3 separate regions of the Mus musculus genome follow, and all the other regions are linked to region 2. The links are chromatin loops, found by intact Hi-C in ENCODE. Cell type or tissue: left cerebral cortex. All regions are shown on one strand. Region 1 overlaps Gm30505 (predicted gene, 30505). Region 2 overlaps Hrg (histidine-rich glycoprotein). Region 3 overlaps Gm30505 (predicted gene, 30505).

The links. A loop is a pair of places that touch in the nucleus more often than their neighbours do. Peaks named below come from ENCODE experiments on the same cell type or tissue, not always from the same donor. Only the 100,000 strongest peaks of a DNase experiment are listed, where the experiment ranks them.
Region 1: a loop joins it to region 2, with 2.6 times the contacts of the local background. A loop is called at or near these places in 25 of 42 quality-filtered maps.
Region 3: a loop joins it to region 2, with 2.3 times the contacts of the local background. A loop is called at or near these places in 25 of 42 quality-filtered maps.

Annotation. Positions count from the first base shown.
Region 1 is chr16:22,875,726-22,878,225 of GRCm38, reverse strand. Gm30505 (predicted gene, 30505) reads left to right here. Exons shown (of 4, transcript NR_110508.1): 4 at 1,688-2,500. It also overlaps a transcript of Dnajb11 not described here. Among named protein-coding and RNA genes, the nearest start is that of Ahsg, 15 kb to the left of the region's middle. In left cerebral cortex, a CTCF peak has its summit at 1,376 (motif pointing left); DNase peaks (open chromatin) are centred at 449 and 1,381.
Region 2 is chr16:22,952,307-22,954,806 of GRCm38, reverse strand. Hrg (histidine-rich glycoprotein) reads right to left here. Exons shown (of 7, transcript NM_053176.2): 2 at 1,038-1,148; 3 at 271-361. Among named protein-coding and RNA genes, the nearest start is that of Hrg, 2.5 kb to the right of the region's middle. In left cerebral cortex, a CTCF peak has its summit at 1,518 (motif pointing right); no DNase peak of the experiment used is centred here.
Region 3 is chr16:22,881,537-22,884,036 of GRCm38, reverse strand. All of the region lies in intron 3 of Gm30505 (predicted gene, 30505), which reads left to right. Among named protein-coding and RNA genes, the nearest start is that of Ahsg, 9.2 kb to the left of the region's middle. In left cerebral cortex, no CTCF peak of the experiment used is centred here; no DNase peak of the experiment used is centred here.

The DNA of each region.
Region 1 (2,500 bases), 77 kb after region 2:
CAGACTCAACATTCCCTTACGGAACCACAAACCCCTGGGGGGTTTAGTTTATTATAATGGGAGGCCTTACAGTGTTTTGTACTACCCATGATGTTAGACCCTTTATTTATTTGGGTAGCTTGTTATCTACTCTGATCACACTTGTGGGACAAGCTTGCCGGTGTCATCAGTTCAGGTGATGACGGATGGGTGGTCAAGCCATGCCTCCTCACTGATGTTGCTTCCCTGCTCTGAAACATCATGTTTCATGTAGCCAGCTTCCCTGGTTAGCATCAATGTGCTCTGGCTTTCCCTTAGCTCTTCAAACTGGCAAGAGTTATGAGAGCCCCAGGGCTTCCCACACAGCAGGCATTTGGCACGAAAGCTCTCTTCCTGAGATACTCGGTGCCAATAGAAATAGCGGATCCGAACACAGCCCCTTTGTGCCAGCGGATTCTGCCTTCCATGTCGGCTGACCCGTTCACTTATCTCAGCAGATGCCACCATAATTAGCAAAGTAGGAATCCAACCACATGCCTTCCAGGAATACCCCAGGATGGATCTTCAAATACTTTACTACAGAAAACTTGTCTACACTTCCCTGTTCTCCCAGTTTAACGATGCAGCTCAAAGGTGAAGCCAACACTTTAATAGTTTTGTTCTTGTTTACACAATCCAGCACTTGGCAGTGGTCCCCAGGCCTGGCATCCATCTCTGTCTCAGAAGTTGTCTTTGATATATATTTTTTAAAAGATTTATTTATTTATTATATGTAAGTACACTGCAGTTGTCTTAAGACACATCAGAAGAGGGCATTGGATCTCATTACGGATGGGTGTGAGCCACCATGTGGTCACTAGGATTTGAACTCAGGACCTTCGGAAGAGCAATCAGTGCTCTTAACCATTGAGCCATCTCTCCAGCCCTATTGTTTTCATATTTGGTAGAATCAAGCTCCAAATACAAACTCAGCCTATGTTGGGCCAGCCAGCAAGATGGCTCAGTAAGTGAAAGGTCTTACGACCTGGGCTAGATCCCTGGGACCCACACTGTGGAAGAAGAGAACAGACTCCAATAGGTTGTCCTATGACTTCCCCACATGTACCATGGTACCCATACATGCACACAGTGTACAAACACAGAAATATATAAATAAATGTAACAACAACAACAAACCCAAGCCTGCCCTCCTGGAATTTGCCCTCTCTACATTAGCATACCAGGCTAAGGGAAGAGTAGGTGCAGTTAAGGGGCATTATTTATTTGACTTTGCACTTTGACTGTTATTCGTTTTACAAAATAACTTGATTTTTATTGGCAACCATCAGAATATGGCTTTTAAAAATTATCTGTAACTGCAGGGCTGATTTTAGAGTTCATGCCATTATTTTAGCGCCACCTGGGGACAAAGTTGTTTACTGCAGTGGAAAGAAATGGAGGGGATGCCCAAAACTAAACCTCCCAAACCTTTATAAACAGAGATACAAAGTTACTTCTTTTTGTTTATCCTAAGAAAGGTACTCCAGTTGCCAATGTCTAACTGTTGAATAAATATCTAGGAGGTGGGCATTGTTAAAACCACCTACAATGGAGAGGCACTGTGATAAAACTGGAAAGTGGACATACTGAATGTGAGTTTGGATGTATAATTTCCCACTGTGGCATGAAAAATTCCCAACTTACTTTCTTTCGTCTTCTGTCAAAACAGTGTTAGAAACTCCCCAGACAGAATGAATACCAGAAAGGAGGACTCTTGGGGAAGCGGTGATGGATGAGACAGCAGCAATGTTTGAAAGCAAAGCATGTCTACGGACAAGATGCAGTGTGCTCCGGGTAGTATGGCTTTCGGCAAAGCATGTTGGGAAGGAGACACTGTGAAGAGGGGGCTGTCCCATCATCGGAAACATGAAGTTCTAACCCCAAGGCTCCCTGAGGGGAAGCAGCTTCTCCTGTCACCGTGTCACAGGGTAACTGGATCTAAATGAACCTCTCCACACACCCCTGAGGGCATGACTGACAGGGCTGGGTGGAACTGGCTTGTCAATCTGGAGAATTTCATGACAAAATCCATGACTTGGTTTCAGTTCTTTGGCAGCAACTTGTTCAGTTTAGGATGAAAATCTGCCTCAGCAAACACAGTGTTCAGATTACAGTGCAGGGGCAGAGACAAGGTTGCCCAGTGGAAGGACTAACACAGTGTATCTGCCTGGAATGAGAGACACTAATTACAGCTCTTTTCTCCCGTGTTGACCGAGGCAGCCTGGGTCTAGACCCACTGTCTACAGAAACACACTGTGAACTGCAAATGTGCTTTAGCAAATTTAGTAGTCACATTTTGAAAAGTTTTAAAATAATCTTAGGTGAATTCTAATAGTATATTCTCTTTGTAAAACTGTACTTTACCCGACATAAAATAGTATTATTGTCATATAATGTAAGAACCGAGATTTTTACATCTTACAGTTAAATCTTCACAATCCAGTGTAAAGAAGCAGGGGATATAGATCAACTGGCAAAGCGC
Region 2 (2,500 bases):
AAAGAACGGGTAAATAATGAGGTTCGGCTTCAAGCTCAAGCCGGCCTAACCTCAGAACTAAGTCTCTGCAATTAATTTCCACATCTATACAGTAATTCTCTTTAAGTGAGGTATGCCAGAGGCAAGGAGCTGTGCTCTGTCTAATGTCAGGAGACTCGTACTAATTAATGGACAACACAAGGACAGGCACCCTCTCCTATTCCATAACGCTGTTACAGAATGGATACCACGGTATGGCTGAGTTCTATGCAATTCAGCAGATGACCTTACCAGAACTTGTGGTGCAGTTATAGCCATTCACGCTAAGATCTTGAGACTCATTTGAGTATCTTGTGGCTATTACCTTACATTGTCCAATCACCTGTAAAAGAAGAGGATTTTAAGCCCTTATGGAACCCCAGTTTGACTTTGAGGAAACACAGCCACCATCTCTCATAACGTGTGTTTGGGGGTTTCTCCATCAGTCTTCTCTCAGACTGTGAGCTGCACACCACTGGCACCCCAAACCCTCATGAGAACACCTGTTTAAGTGGACTGTGACAATACCCCAAATGTTTTCAAAGAAGGCAGGACTAGATAGAGCCCCTCAGTGTGTAAACCTCTCACTTCAGGACTTGGCATCCTGTGTCTGCTCATTCCTTTGCACTCTCACTTACGACAGGGAGACTGGCCTCAGTATCCAGTATACACAAGATGAGACCTAGTTCCTCACTGCAACGGTGGCCATCACTGCTACCGGCAGTCTTCGCAGCACACAATCCCAGTTCATAAATGCATAGGCTGTGTGGTCTGGAAACAACACTGGAGTCCATATACTGAAGTCTAAAGATGTTTGCTGATTTGCCTAAGACTTGAAGCTGGTGATGTTATCTCAGGCGGCCACAAGAGTACAATTGAAAGTTAATATCATCTGTGTGAATCTTAAATCACCAGCATCTTTTCCCATTGTGGTAGCCCAGCATGTGGCGGTGGCTCCCGTGAGTGAGCGGACTAGAAGGAAGAATGGTGAGAGGAGCCCAGTGGTCCCAGTTACTTACTATTTCAGATTGCCACCTCGATGGAAGACAGTCATCCTGGGCTTTTGTGGAAAGGACCCAACAGTCAGACTCTATCACATCTAAAGCTAAGTAGTAGACTGTGGCCGTTCCCTAAGGGACACAAGGAAGGGACAGATCAGGAGGATGCAGGAACACAGAGATTTTTTGTTTTGGTTTATGGGTTTTTGTTGTTGTTGTTGTTCATTTTTTAAAAAATGATTTATTTATTCTTATTTTGTGTCCATTGGTGTTCATCTGTGTGAGGATGTTAGATCCCCTGGAACTGGAGTTGTAGACAGCTGTGAGCTGCCATGTGGGTGCTGGAAATTGAACCTGGGTCCTCTGGAAGAGCAGCCAATGCTCTTAACTGCTGAGCTACCTCTCCAGTCCCTTGTTGTTGTTGTTGTTGTTGTTGTTGTTGTTAAAGATGCGTTTATTTATTATGTATACTGTTCTGTCTGCATATATGCCTGCATGTCAGAAGAGGGCGCCAGATCTCGTTACAAATAGTTAGGAATTGAACTTAGGACCCCAGGAAGAGCAGTCAGTGCTCTTAACCTCTGAACCATTTTCCGGCCCTGTTTTTGTTTTAATAAAAGCAATATCTTCCTTTCCCTTTCCTTTCTTTCCCTCAATTCTCCTCCACTCCCCTTTTTCCTGCCCCCTTACCTTTCTTTCTCTCTTCTTCCTTCCCCTTTCTATTTCTCTATCCCTTGTTCATTCTCTCTCTTTTTAAAGAACAGGATCCCAGAATGTAAGAACCCAGTCTGGCTTTGAACTGATGTTTCTGCTTCACAGGCCCACATGCTGAGATTACAGGCATACACTACTGTAGATCCAGAGGTTTCTTCTTTCACCTTTAAAAAGCTGCCACTAAATGGTCTATTTTTTGGGGGGGGGGGGGTTGTGTTGAAAGTGCCAACCCAGAGTTAAAGGTGACAATAGCCACCACCTCCTCTGGTCTGTACTCGTCCTAATCTCTGTTCCTGAACTGGCTTTCCTTAATCTTATCTGAAGATAAACCTATTCTCTTGATCTCTCTGGGGTTCCCTTGTTCTCGGTGGCTTTACTAATTATTGTGTGTGTGTGTGGGGGGGGGTTGTTTCTGGCTATACAAAGTAAATCTGCATGGGGCTCACACCTCAGAGTTCAAAGCTCAGGAGGAGATCAAGAGTTCAAGACCAGCCTGAGTTAGCAGCAGCAGCAACAGCAGCAGCAGAACAAACAAGCAAGAAAAAAATATAAATACATCTTGCGATTATCAGGTTTTTTTTCCTTTAACCAATCATAAACAAGGCTAAGTGGTCCTTCCTTGAAACGTCTCTCATGTCTTATCTAGTCCATAGTTTGGCCACTGCCTCGGTCTGGTCCTCATTTCCGCATTCCTGGATACGTGAACAGCTTCTTAGTTCATATCCCTATCACCTGCCTCTGTCTCCTCAGTCCCATTGTGCCCCCTCCTC
Region 3 (2,500 bases), 71 kb after region 2:
GGCAAGTCATCTTTCTTTAGAAAAATCTCACAATCTCTATTTTCAATACCTCTATCCTAATATTTGCATTTTAAGTGCTGTTTCCTATTAAGCACCAAAATTTCTGGTTAGTACTAGAAATGACTGTGCCCTTTGAGTTTTGTGCTTTCTATTTGACATGCATTTTCACTTTATTTCACTTTTTCAACAAATTTTGTCTCCTGACTCGTCAATATTTGAGCTTTTCCTCCTACAGAGGCAGTGGCAGAGATTGTTAGATGTTTTCTAAACCCTTGTGTCTCCACCTTGTCTGTTCTCAGTAGCCAGTGATCCACGGTAGTCACATTTTCACTTTCATATGAGTGAGTTTAACTACACAGCAAGCAGGTTTCAAAGAAGAAAACTGTGAGCAGCCAAGAGAAAGCTGAGCATCCGATCAGACAACCACACACCATCAGCAGAAACTGACTGGGGAAGCCCCGGGAAACTAAAACAGGCAGCCGGAGCTTTTGATGGCTAGAGGGTCCCAGGCAGAACATCCTCTCCTGTACAATACTTCCAAGTAAAAGCACAGACAGCCACAAGTAGAGACAACATCATCACTGGGTGCATCCAGCAGAAACCAACTGGGCAAGCTCAGAGAGGCTTCCAGGCTTCCTGGTTGAGCTTTCTCTCCATGGGCTAGCTTCCTGTGGCTGAACTTGTGGTTTCTAAGCTCTTACCTGCTCCAGGTGCTTTCCAATCAGGGGATAAACAATAGTAACCTCTGTTGGAAGTAGTTCTCAAGGGCACAGCTATTTTGCTGTATTTTCTTCTCTGTTATAGGAAATAAGAGGACCAGCCTACCTCCCCCCCTCCCACCCCAGATAAGGAGTGTTGAGATAAACATTTTGAGATAAACATGTTTGGGTCTGAAATGGGAGGGGGTGCAGCCCTGCTTCCAAATAGTACATGACAATGTAATGTATGTCACACTCACCCCGGGCAGCATGGCTGCTTTTCTGGGGACTGGTGGAACAGACGGAAGGATGAGGGGCTATGGTGGCTTGAATGAGAATGGTTCCCATTCATAGATTCATAAGTTTGTATTCTTGGTTATCAGGGAGTGGCACTACTTGGGAGGGGTTGGAAGGTGTGGTTTTGTTGGAGTAGGTGTGGCCTTGTTGGAGGAGGTGTGTCACAGGGATGAAGGTGGGGGGCTTTGAGGTTTCAGGAGCCCCAGCCAGGCCCAGTGCCTGTGAATCCGAATGTAGAACTCTCATCTACATCTCCAGGAGGCTCTTTTTGGGGAGAACACGTTTTTTTTTTGTTTGTTTGTTTTGTTTTTTTGTTTTTTTTTTTTGTTTGTTTTTTAGATAGAGCCTAGACCAAAAGGCTTAGCTTGGTTCAGGAGCCCCTATGATCAACTGGAAGAAACATCACAGTGCCTGTCACTTGGATTTGTCTCCTGATATAAATATTTGAGTTCTGTTATAAGAACTGAAGGGGACTTCAGAAGTCCAAACACCTTTATTTTGATGTTCACCACAATCTTGGGACAAAGGAAAACAAAGGCACTATCCTACAATTTTTATAATGCTGCATGGTCCTGGTATTCAGGACCTCAGCAGGGACAGGAGCAAGCAAAGAGTCAGGATGATGCCTAGGGCAAAAGCCAGAAGGGCTCAGGGTAGGCAGCATGCCCTGCGACATGCAGTGGCTGTCCAGCACTGAGCAGTAGTGTCCAGAGGCAGGCAGCTGTGCCCTGAAGTGGGTTAGTACCCAGTTATAGGCAACAGTGCCACAGCCAAGCAGTGGTATTCACTGCAGGCAGCAGGACCCTCAAGCAGAAAGTGTTCCTCAAGAGAATGTGATATCCATGGCAGGCAACAGTACCCTGTTGGCAGGAGACAGCTGCAATGTGCAGAGGTAGGCCGAGGTACTTTGAAGAGAGGAAGCAGGTATCCCAGCAGAATCCTGTTGTCAAGAATCAGGCAGTAGTTCTCAGGGGTTTGAATGCTTTGACTGATTAGAGAAGGGAGTAGTCCCAAAAGCCTAGCAGAGATCGCCAGTATCAGACAGCCATCCCTCGGCGCAGACAGTGGCATCCATTGAGTGGCATCCTGGGATAAGCAGTGATACCCACAGGGAGGGGGTAGTGTCTAAACTTAGGCATAAGTATCTTGAAGGAGGACACAGAGTCAGAGGTGGACACCTCTCTGCAGGGTCAGACAGCAATGCCCAGCAACAAGGGACACCAATTCAATTTCTTGGGGGGTTGGGGGGGGAGGAGCACAGTACTCACATGGTCCCTGTGTCATGAGATAACTCTTACATAGATAGTATTTAGCTAAAGAAGTTTGGGAACACCACGTCTCAGAGGGGACAGGAAATGGTTGTCGAGGACATTGAAACCCAGAAACTACACAAAACAAGTGGGTGACTGCGTTATCTCTTGTAGACAGTCCAAAACCAACAGTTCAAGGCTAATTTACTCTGTGATGCAATGGGATGCAAGTCCACAATCAGCTTGTTATCCGTG